2 separate regions of the Homo sapiens genome follow, and region 2 is linked to region 1. A link is a contact called in ENCODE Hi-C or POLR2A ChIA-PET data. All regions are on one chromosome and are shown on one strand. Each heading gives the region's core, a stretch centred on a gene start or an enhancer-like site at or near the end of the contact. The rest is flanking DNA. Distances are from core to core; before and after follow the strand shown. Region 1 has its middle 47 kb from the start of GRID1. Region 2 overlaps BMPR1A (bone morphogenetic protein receptor type 1A).

What was found. Hi-C counts contacts between places; a loop is a spot of excess contacts on that map. ChIA-PET counts read pairs that join two places held with the same protein, here RNA polymerase II (POLR2A). Pooled maps may share reads with other maps.
Region 2: a pooled map shows a loop between it and region 1 (5-fold over the local background). The contact joins two enhancer-like sites. A Hi-C loop is called at or near these places in 2 of 37 single-sample maps with no recorded cell type and 2 of 50 pooled maps. POLR2A ChIA-PET finds 5 or more read pairs at or near these places in 1 of 52 experiments (activated CD4-positive, alpha-beta T cell).

What each region holds. Positions count from the first base shown.
Region 1 is chr10:86,410,548-86,416,575 of GRCh38, reverse strand. No RefSeq gene overlaps it. Among named protein-coding and RNA genes, the nearest start is that of GRID1, 47 kb to the right of the region's middle. RefSeq lists enhancers at 2,451-2,500, 3,501-3,850. Within about 2 kb of position 2,960, at least 5 of the 41 ENCODE cell types and tissues checked have a DNase peak (open chromatin) inside an H3K27ac peak, as active enhancers do.
Region 2 is chr10:86,796,652-86,802,679 of GRCh38, reverse strand. The region is part of intron 1 of BMPR1A (bone morphogenetic protein receptor type 1A); the gene reads right to left. Among named protein-coding and RNA genes, the nearest start is that of BMPR1A, 43 kb to the right of the region's middle. Within about 2 kb of position 3,864, at least 3 of the 41 ENCODE cell types and tissues checked have a DNase peak (open chromatin) inside an H3K27ac peak, as active enhancers do.

The DNA.
Region 1 (6,028 bases), core at 1,711-4,210:
GTGGCTCACACCTGTAATCCCAGCACTTTGGGAGACTGAGGTGGGTGGATCACCCGGGAGGCAGAGGTTGGAGTTCCTGAGGTCAGGAGTTCCAGACCAGCCTAACCAATATGGTGAAACCCCATCTCTACTAAAATACAAAAATTAGCGGGCATGGTGGTGCACGCCTATAATCCCAGCTACTCAGGAGGCTGAGGCGGGAGAATCGCTTGAACCTGGGAGGCGGAGGTTGCAGTGAGCCGAGATCATGCCACTGCACTCCAGCCTGGGCAACAGAGTGAGGGCAACAGCCTGGGCAACAGAGTAGGCAACAGATATGACTCAATATTCAGCACCCTCTGCCGACCCCTTCTAAGTAACAATGCTATTGATACCAACAGAAAGAAAGTGCTTAAAAAAAAATTTAAGGTGATTTTGGGGAGGACAATTGCAATATGAAATGAAAAATCAGCACAAATCCTAAGGTATGTGGCTTTTGGGGTTTTATTTGAGGAGTTTTTTCCTGGACTCAACTGTTGAGATTGGGAGGGCATGACCATGTCAAGGGTCTGGCGTGTGCTGAGTGCTTTCACGTAACTCTTCTGACATAATTTCTCCAGCATCCTAGGAGGATGGGTGGGTGGTATCTGCATTTTACAGAGAAATAAATCCCGTGTCGTGAGTCTGGGTTAGCCACCTGAGGTCACATGCAGGCAGGATCAGAATTTGAAACCAGGTCTGCTTGATTCCCACAGCAGCTGGGGGTTCCGAGACCCCATGCTGTCCTTCCTGGGTGGCCACTCCTGTAGCCTCTGTGTACGCATTCCCGAATTTTTCTGTTTCATGGTTTTTCCTGTTCAGATAAAGTTTGTTGAGGGCAGGAAGTTGGTTTTATTCATGTTTGAATACTCAGTGTCCTACTGAAACTATCTCAAAATAACTTTTTATTTTTATCTCAACCAATTGCTAAAATAAATTCTGATTCCTCATAGCAAGGATGAAACCACTTAAAGTTCCAAGAGAGACATTAGAAGCAGGAGAATTTCAGGAGAGACATAGTAAAGAAAAATATATTAAGAGAATGGACCTCACGGGTTTGAGTGTTCTAGGAATCAATTCTTGAGTCAATTGGCACCTTGTGATGAAGGGAAGATAAATACTTAGAAAAATAAGCAAATTATTAACCTAGAGGAAATAAAGTTTCATGAGAAAATAAATGCAATCATAGTATAGTATAAATGGCTCACTGGGTAATATTTACACAGCTGTAATCATGAATGTTGAATACTGAGTATTGATCTCACCGAAACTTGTGATAGAGCTTTATTGGGGAGATATGTGTGCAGCACAGGAGAGGAAAATTCCAGTCTTCTAGGGCAGACAGTCAATGGAAAAGTCAAGAAAGAGCAGTATAAGCATATTGTTTAAAAATATGGAGTTGGCCGGGCTGGTGGCTCACACCTGTAATTCCAGCACTTTAGGAGGCCGAGGCAGGAGGATCACGAGGTCAGGAGATCGAGACCATCCTGGCTAACACGGTGAAACCCCGTCTCTACTAAAAATACAAAAAATTAGCCGGGCGTGGTGGCGGGCACCTGTAGTCCCAGCTACTCTGGAGGCTGAGGCAGGAGAATGGCGTGAACCCGGGAGGTGGAGCTTGCAGTGAGCCGAGATTGTGCCACTGCACTCCAGCCTGGGCAACAGAGCGAGACTCCAACTTGAAAAAAAAAAAATGGAGTTAAGGCCGGGCGCGGTGGCTCATGACTGTAATCCTAGCACTTTGGGAGGCCAAGGCAGGTGGATCACAAGATCAGGAGTTCGAGAGCAGCCTGACCAACATGGTGAAACCCCGTCTCTACTAAAAATACAAAAATTAGCCAGCTGTGGTGGCGGGCGCCTGTAATCCCAGCTACTCAGGTGGCTGAGGCAGGAGAATTGCTTGAAGAGAGGCAGAGGTTGCAGTAAGCTGAGATCACACCAATGCACTCCAGCCTGGGCAACAGAGCGAGACTCCGACTCAAAAATAAAATAAAATAAAATAAAAATAATGATAATAATAAAATAAAAATATGGAGTTAAATCAACTGGCAGAAAAAAAGCAGGTGCCAGGGCTGGAAGTGGGTGCTTCCCAGGAACAGAGCTCAATGGGGAACTGCAGAGCTAGGGGACCATTATTTTTAATTGTAAGCATTTTCACTGTAAAACGTTTGATTTTTAAAGATAAGCACACTTATTACTTCGATAGAGATAAAACTCAAGCCATAAAAGGAAAGTGAGGGGCCAGGCACAGTGGCTTGTGTCTAAAATCCCAGAGGCTAGGGTGGCTGAGGCAGGAGGAGCACTTGAGGCTAAGAGTTTGAGACAAACCTGGGTAGGATAGCAAGACCCTGTCTCTTCAAAAAATAATTTAAAAAAGATTTAATCAGGCATGGTGGCATGATCCTGTAGTCCCAACTTCTTTGGAGGCTGAGGAAGGAGGACTGCTCGAGCCCAGGAGGTTGAGGTTGCAGTGAGCCATGACTGTGCCACTGCACTCCAGCCTGGGTGACAGAACGAGACCCCAGCTCCTTTTTTTTTTTTTTTTGAGACGGGGTCTCGCTGCGATGCCCAGGCTGGAGTGCAATGGCGCCATCTTGGCTCACTGCAACCTCCGCCTCCTGGGATCAAGCGATTCTCCTGCCTCAGCCTCCCGAGTAGCTGGGATTACAGGCACACGTCACCATGCCCGGCTAATTTTTGTATTTTTAGTAGAAACAGGGTTTCACCATGTTGGCCAGGCTGGGCTCAAACTCCTGACCTTGGGTGATCCGCCCACCTCGGCCTCCCAAAATGCTGGGATTACAGGTGTGAGCCACTGCACCCGGCGGAGACCCCAACTCTTAAAAAAAAAAAAGAAAAAAATAAAGTGAGTGGCAGCTGGGACTGGCTTTGGGGTGGAAACCACATCCTGAGTTGAACCTTTAGACCATGGAGAAGTTTCTGAGGCACTTAAGCACGAATTTTTGCATGATTGGTCATGTGATGCATCACATAATTTTTGGTAACTAAACTGAAATAATAAAAAGTAAATTTGCAGGGTTTCAGTACTATAGTTGTCAGTACTGTACTTACATAGCACCCCATGGAAAATAAAACAAGACAAACCAAATATTACATAAGCACATATTGCTACTCTAACTTCTTCTGTTTTATGTTACTGTCATCCAAGGAGAAAATTTAAGCATAGCTTTCATAAAAATAGCTCGCCTGCACTGAACATGCGCTGTATATATGCCAGAGTCTGCAGAAACCACATCCTGCATTTAACCTTTGGATCACTGAACAGTTTCTGAAATGGTAAGCATGAATTACTGCACAATCCACCATGTCCAGACAGAAATAGTTAAAGTGGACTAATATTAAATATAGCATTTATTTTTAGGGTTGTAAGAGTGACGCAGAGAACCCATACACAAGAGAAACTAAAATGGAGTAAAGCAAACCATCTTACTTCAGCACCTGTTACTGTTCCAACGACTGCCTGATCACACCTCTCCAGCCCCGGATGATGTTCTGAGGAATGTTTTTAATTTTAATTGTGAACATTTACTGAGCACTTAGAATGTGCCTGGCAGTCTTCAATTATTTATTTATTTATTTAGAGACGGAGTCTGGCTTTGTCGCCCAGGCTGGAGTGCAGTGGTGTGATCTTGGTTCACTGCAGCCTCTGCTTCCCGGGTTCAAGCAATTCTCATGTTTCAGCCTCTTGAGTAGAGTAGCTGGGATTACAGGTGCCCACAACTATGCCTGGCTAATTTTTGTATTTCTAGTAGAGACGGGGTTTCTCCATGTTGGTCAGGCTGGTCTCGAACTCCAGACCTCAAGTGATCTGCCTGCCTCTGCCTCCCAAAGTGCTGGGATTACAGTTTGTGAGCCACCGTGCCTGGACTGTCTTCAATTTTTAGATACTTACAGAAGAGTTTATGTTTCAATTTTGGGTTTCCAGGTCTATGCATCAAGAGTTCATAATGTGTGAACAGACAAACTCTTACCTAATTTTCAAGGCAGTGTGAAGTTTGTAAAGAAACAACAGGTTTACTCTGGACACTGCCTGGAAGTGTATGAATTGTTTATAGCGGAGCATGTAGGTGTCTCATACACAGCAAATTAACATGATGGCATTTTAATCAAATCTTCTTCTATCTGGTCAAATGATGAGTACGGTGATATAATGTACTAAGGGTGAGCCACAGGTGTATACAGCTTGGCATGGGGAAAAAAAAGAACAACCAACCTCTTTACAAGGAACAGTGCCAGGTGCAGACAGCCCACAAAGGCCTGATTTCCTTTTTTTTTTTTTTTTAAGACAGAGTCTTGCTCTGTCACCCAGGCTGGGGTGCAGTGGTGTGATCATAGCTCACTGCAGCCTCAACATCCCTGGGCTCAAGCAATCCTCCTACCTCAGCCTCCTGAGTAGCTGAAATTACACGCATGCACCACCACGCCTGACTAACATTTTACTTTTTGTAGAGATGGGGTCTCACTATGTTGCCCAGGCTGATCTTGAACTCCTGGGCTCAAGTGATCCTCCTGCTTTGGTCTCCCAAAGTGTTGGGATTACAGGTGTGAGCCACGATGCCCGGCCAGGCCTGGTTTCATGACAGCTGATGAAGTGGATGGACAGGGCCAACTTTCTGCAGGGCTGGGTTGCACCATGCTCCAAGTGGGAGCCAATGTCTACTGAATACCTACTAGGTGGTTTATGTGCCCTGTCTCATTCATTGTCACTCCTCTTTTACAGCTGTGGGAACTGTGGCCTACAAGTTCCCAAGGATCACAGCTAGCAGATAAGGGCCCAGTCCATGCTTTACCTCAATTCTTCTAGTCTGGACTGTAACAGCAATGCTCCCTGCATCTGTGAGCTCACAGCTCTGAAGTGCACAGAATTTCCTGTCTGAGCACTGTGGGTGTTTCCTGAAATAATCTGCTGGGTCAGAGGCTGATGCATGCTGTCTGTGCAGTCTTTGACATTTATTTCTGTTTTGCTCCACCTCCGTTTGCACGGAGGCTTTGGATTTATGAAGATTTAGCCGGAATGGGAAATCCAGGAAGAAGCCGGGTGGAGTGGGAAAGTGTCAAGAGAAGCGACTGATTTATTTATCTAACCTGGGGTTACCCAAGATAGGGTTTTTTTTTCTCTTTCTTAACAATGACAATAAAATATTTTTAGCCCAGCTTTAGTCTCTTAGACTGCACACAATCCCCGTGCATTTCCTGAAGCCTGGTTCTTAGAAACACAGAGGACTCCTCACGCTGGTGTGGAACTCAGCATCCTGGTTTTAGTACCTGTTTATGTTTGTTATAGGGACAGTGGTAGCCACTATCTGAAAGTTTTACAAGAGCTCAATGGGAAAGGAGAGGATGTGTTCAGGCAATTCTTAACGAGCTGTTGAGAAGAGGGCAGAGAGTCAGAGAGAATTGGTAGATAACAGCTATTTCAAGGCCCACACAGGGAGGGAGGTGTGTTGGATCCTCCAGCCCTAGTTGAACCACCCGAGGACACCATGTGGAGAAGGATAAGCTATGCCCACTGAGCTCTGCCAAACTCCACAGAATCATGAGTAACAAATGCTGTTTTGACCAACCAAGTTTGGGTGTACTTTGTTACACAGCTATAGCTGACTGAGACAGATACTTATTAGGAAGAACCAAAATGAAGGGTTCACAGATTCACAGGCCATGGTCAGATTCAAGTCAGCTAAACTCATGAGATGGAAAAGGTCCACAGAAGAAAGGGCGAGAGGCTAAGGCAGGAGCAGAGATAAACTGAGTCAACATGAAGGGGAAGATAAAGCCAGTTCTGTTTCCGAGTCATCAGTCAGATGGCCTGATCCTTAGAGGAGAAGTTGGCATGATGTCTGCATGTGGCCGAAGTTCAAATAGTGTTTGTGGAATAAACAAATGAATTCATGAGGCAGTCAGCTTTTCTGTTCTACTTATCTTCATTCCTTCAGCAAAATACATTCCTCTCAACTGTGTCACCTGGTTTCTTATTTATCCTGTGAGCCAT
Region 2 (6,028 bases), core at 2,615-5,114, 390 kb before region 1:
TCGAGGTTAATGAATGAGAAGTATCTGTAAGGATGGTTTTTTTTTTTTCTCCCTCAAGCTTGCACCAGCTGATCTGAGAGCTACTTGAACCTCAACTGGTTAAATGACCTAGGTTATAAGCAAATGTTCTAAAGGGGAAAAAACTGCTTATTTGAATGTGACATCCCACGTCAAATTTTTAGTTTCTTCTCCCTTTCCTTTACATCATAGTCATTCAAGCATTTGTATGTGCAGTATAGAGGCAAAAAGTACTAATGTAGTTCAGATTCTTTAACATGGGTTATTTTTACTTTCCAAGTCCTATTTTTTATCCTTTCATAAATTAGCCCAAAATGTAGGGTACAGTATATAAGGCCAGAATTATGATACTCACTGTACACAGGGCTTAAGGGATTCAGGGTAAGGGCAGAAGCCAACAAGACACCATCCTCAGCCCTGATCTGGAGCGTCCCTCACCACCATCTGGACTGTGCTGAAAGAGGTGGAAGGCTATATGCAGAGTTGTGTCACAGCGGCTAAGAGTTTGGCACAGGAGAGCCAGCTGTGCCAAATGCTACTGAGAGAGTAAAGGAGATGGGGCTGGACAATGGAGGCCCTCAACGACGCAGACAAAAATGGCCTGAGGAATGCAAACTGTGGTGGACAAGAGAATAAGAATCAGGCAAGGGTGGGGGGCGGTGGCTCACACCTGTAATCCCAGCACTTTGGAAGGCGGAGGGGGGCAGATCACAAGGTCAGGAGATCGAGACCATCCTGGCTAACATGATGAAACTCCGTCTCTACTAAAAAAGTACAAAAAATTAGCCGGGCATGGTGGCGGGTGCCTGTAGTCCAAGCTACTCGGGAGTCTGAGGCAGGAGAATGGCGTGAACCCGGGAGGCAGAGCTTGCAGTGAGCCAACATGCGCCACTGCACTCCAGCCTGGGAGACAGAGCAAGACTCCGTCTCACAAAAAAAAGAATAAGGCAGGTTAAACAGTTGAAAGAAGGTGAAGGACAGGAAGTGTTGCAAGCAGACCATCCCTGAAGCATCTGGCTAAGGAAGGGGTAGAGGCTGACTTTTTTTAAGGGAATGGTTGAGTTTTCTTACCAAGTCTCTACCAGAGATTGTTTACTGATAGGAATGAACCAAAAACAGGGGTAATGACTAAAGAAGAGAGGGGAGAAACAGTCAAAATTCACACAGATACCATACACAAACAGAGCTAACTAGGTGATATTAATCTCTAAGCTTCTATCAGGCTGGGCACAGTGGCTCACACCCGTAATCCCAGAACTTTCAGAGACCAAGGTGGGTGGATGGCTTGAGTGGGCCCAGGAGTTCAAGACCAGCCTGAGCAACACAGTGAAACCTCATCTTTACAAAAAATACAAACTATCAGTTGGGCATGGTGGCGCACGCCACCAACTACTCAGGAGGCTGAGGTGGGAGGATCACCTGAGCGTGGGGAGGTCAAGGCTCCAGTGAGCCCGTGATAGCACCACTGCACTCCAGCCTGGGTGACAGAATGAGACCCTGTCTCAAAAAATATATAAAAACAAAAATTAAAGAATTTAAAAAATAAGCTTATGTCAGCCTCACTAGAATTCAGCATTTTAGTACACATTGTCCTGCCCATATTTTTAACATCTATGCAAACAATATTTCCAGATAAGCTCATATTTACAATTACTGTCATGCAAAACATACAAAGTTTCTTGCCATCTCTAGACACTTAGGAAGTTTCTCATCATACGTAAGTACGTGAAGATTATTTTCCTCACAGCGGCACTACTAATTTTATTCTCACTTTAAAATAATCCCTTTCAATGTCTGAATTCCTCTTCTAGTTAGTTTTTCATTACGTATCTTCTCCACATATATTAATTGCTATGAATTATGTCTTAACTCCTAAGAAACAGGACTTTTGACAGATATAAATAGAAATGTTCATTATTTTCGCAAAGAATTACATGCTTTCTTGTTTTTCTTAAAACACAAATCGCCTGGCCAGGTGTGGTGGCTCATGCCTGTAATCCCAGCACTTTGGGAGGCCGAGGCGGGTGGATCACTTGAGCTCAGGAGTTCAAGACCAACCTGGCCAACATGGTGAAATCCCGTCTCTACTAAAAAATACAAAAATTAGCTGGGCATGGTGGCGGAAGCCTGTAATCCCAGCTACTTGGGAGACTGAGGCAGAAGAATCGCTTGAACCTGGGAGGCGGAGGTTGCGGTGAGCCGATTTCACATTGCACTCCAGCCTGGGCAACAAGAGCGAAACTCCGTCTCACAAAACAAAAACAAAAACAAAAATGGCCTTATTTTAGGTTTCCCTCTTTTGATAGGAACATGAGACTATCACTCCCCCCTCGGCTCACTATATGAAGAAAGAGTCCAAATGCAGTGAGTGATGGCAACTGAGAGCCGGGCAGATGGCAGGGAGAACAGCCTACTTAGCTCCACTGAGGGCTGCAATTGGGAATACAGGCCCTGTGCTGCCCATCTTACCATTTTTCAAGATGAGTCAGAAATCTGCATTTTCTTTTGAAAACTCTCCCAATTTTTAATTGTTGGCCACTAATTTTTAAAAAATTACATTATAAGCCAAAAACATGCCTACAGGCCAAATCCAACTGACAGGTCACTAGTTTGCAACCTGTATGTTAAAGAATCATGGTTCATCTACTATTCTTTTTCTTGTTTTTAGTTAAATCTTCCCTCCAAGCAGAGATATGTTGTTTTTCTATAATATACCCACTTAAAGACTCAAAAGACTACCAACAACTGCCATTAAACATCTCTCTTTTAAAAAGTAATTTACTATATTTGCATTTTGATACTGGTTTGGGATGGGAAAGAAATTCATTTTAAATTTACAATTACTCTTGTAATCACAGCACGCTGGGAGGTCGAAGTGGGTGGATCGCTTGAGCCCAGGAATTCAACACCAAGTGAAGCCCCATCTCTACAAAAATACAAAAATTAGCTGGGTGTGACGATGTGCGCCTGTTGTCCCAGCTACTCAGGAGGATAAGGAGGGAGGATCACTTGAGCCCAAGAGGCAGAGGTTGCAGTGATCCAAGATCACACCACTTCACTCCAGCTTGGGCAACAGAGCAAGATCTTGTCTCAAAACAAAAGAAAACAAAAAAAGAAAGAAAGAAAAGAAAGAAAAGAAAAGAAAAGAAAAGAAAGGAAGGAAGGAAGGAAGGAAGGAAGGAAGGAAGGAAGAAAGGAAGGAAGAAAGAAAATGTACAATTACTCATGAAAAAAAGTAGTTATCAGTAGTTATTTGTAGAGCACCTGCAGTGTGCCCAGCACATTACTAAGCATTTTCACACTCTAGTTTTCACGAAAGCCTAAATTACCTTGTGAAGTTGATATTATTATCTCATTTTACAGACGACTTGTAATAGTTCACAAATTTCTCAGTTTTTCTTTCTCGGCATTCAGAATCCAGCAGAAATGGTTGGTTAGGGTTGCCTTTTGATAGGTATCATCAATCAATGATAATTACAACCATCTTAAATCACAGTAACAAAAATGCAAGGTAAAGATTTTGAAGGACAATATCCTTTGAAAAAAACAGCTAAAACTTTAACTCCTTAAGTTCTCCATTTTCACTAATGTTCCCTGACATCCCTTTAGTAGTCAGTTATTTTCAAGACAAGTAAAATTGAAGTCAGCTCTTCTTTTTGGTTAATATGTTCCTTTCCAGAATCTCTAAAAACAAAGTCTTGCAAAAACCAAAGCTTTTTTATTAACATAACAAGGACTAAAGGAACACCACTGACTACTGACACAAGGCACAGTGCTCAGCTCACATGCAATAAAACAAGTCGGATTCCCCACTCACATGAGCTTACAGTTTCAGTTTCTGAGAATGGAAACAGATCTGAAAGTAATTATGGTAAGTGCAACAAAGGAGATTTAAAACAGGATGCTGGATAGCTTTCACCAAGGTGTTTAAGTAAAAAGACATACTGGGCAAAATCTCAATACAATTGGAAAGGTAGAAAGACAAACTGCTCCCTTACAGTGAAGTGGTTCCTTTAAGATATTACAAGGCCTGAAGTCTTACATTAACATCTTATAAATACACAGTTCTACTCATATTTTATATGTCCTAGAGATTCCATGTTTAAGCCTTTAATTTTGATCTTTTAAAAGCCACTCATTTTTCTGTAAAACATGCATAAATAATAAACTTCAGTATTTTAAAAAGTAAAACCCTCATCAGGATTTAAGTTCTAAGGCTCAAGGAACATTTAAGTAATTAAAGCAAATTATATATTTATAAAAATAACAGACAAAACCAATAGCATTTATCAAATAATGTGGAAAGGATAATTGTTAAAATGCTACTTTTATTGATAACATGTAAAAACTTAGTATTAGTTTTTTAAGTATGGAAATTGTGATGAATGGTCTAATTACTTGGTTTTTGCAAAGATATAAAATGTCATACGGTAGTAAGCTACAAAAGCTAAGTGCCAAAATGAGTCATAATTCCCTAGTAAAAAAAAATAGGACTAAAAAAGGAATACCTCTAAAAGTCTTACAAATATGCTTATATAAGAATGATACAAAACATCCATGACCTTAAATGAAGAGGATGTGTCAAAAATGTCTTAATCTCACTAGCAATTAATATATCAAAATAATAAATAGCAAATAGACAAAGTTTTGAACACAGTCTTAAGTAAAAGATTCAAAAATCTCTCCTAAGATTTATCTCCATTTTCCCATTTCTGAGGCTTACCTACATCTAATTTTTAAATATATAAATATATTCACTTAATAATTTAAATGACAATATCCTACAGCAACCAACCCAATTCTCACTAGTCACTTTCAAACATCTTCCGGGTCTCATGCATTAACAGATTTCTTGACATTACAGGGAACCACAACTCAACCTTTTTGGACCTTTTTGGAACAAGGTCCATATTTGAACACACAGAAGTACAGAAGAAAAGCCCTCGATGGTACCTGAAAATGCTATACAATTTGAAGAATTAAAGTTCAAATTCTGGCCGGGCACGGTGGCTCACGCCTGTAATCCCCAGCACTTTGGGAGGCTGAGGTGGGCGGATCACTTGAGGTCAGGAGTTCAAGACCAGGCTGGCCAACGTGGTGAAACCTCGTCTCTACTAAAAATACAAAAATTGGCTGGGCGCAGTAGTTCATGCCTGTAATCCCAACACTCAGGGAGGCCGAAGTGGGCGAATCACGAGGCCAGGAGTTCCAAGACCAGCCCAACCAACACTGCGAAACCCCATCTCTACTAAAAATACAAAAAATTAGCTGGACATAGTGGTGGGCGCCTGTAATCCCAGCTACTCAGGAGGCTGAGGCAGGAGAATCACTTGAACCCAGGAGGTGGAGGTTGCAGTGAACCGAGATTGGGCCACTACACTCCAGCCCAGACAACAGAGCAAGACTCCGTCTCAAAAAAAAAAAAAAAAATTAGCCGGGCTTGGTGGCAGGCGCCTGTAATCCCAGCTGCTCTGGAGGCTGAGGCAGGAGAATTGCTTGAACTTGGGAGGCGGAGGCTGCAGTGAGCAGAGATCGCGCCACTGCACTCCAGCCTGGGCGACAGAGCAAGACTGTCTCAAAAAAAAAAAAAAAAGAAAAGAAAAGAAAAAGAAAGGAAAAATAAGAGTATAAACTGGGAAGAAAAATTGGAGCCACAATATAGAAAGCCAAGTATAAAATCAAGTTACTGGGCAAAAATCTGTGAATAAATTAGAACTAAAGCATGAGAGCTAAAGAGAATAAAACTTTTATGAACAGGACAAAACAGAACAACACCAACTCCCAATACCCAACCACAAACTTTTATTGGCTGTACCTTTTCTCTTTTGGAAAAAGCTCACTGGGACAATATTCTGCTAAGAAAATACAGTAACTCAGTCTCGGTGACATGGCAAAACCCTGTCTCTACAAAAAATACAAAAATTAGCTGGAGTGGTAGCGTGAGCTGGTCCCAGCTACTTGGGAGGCTGAGGTGGAAGCACTGCTAGAGCCTAGGAGGGGGAAGTTGCAG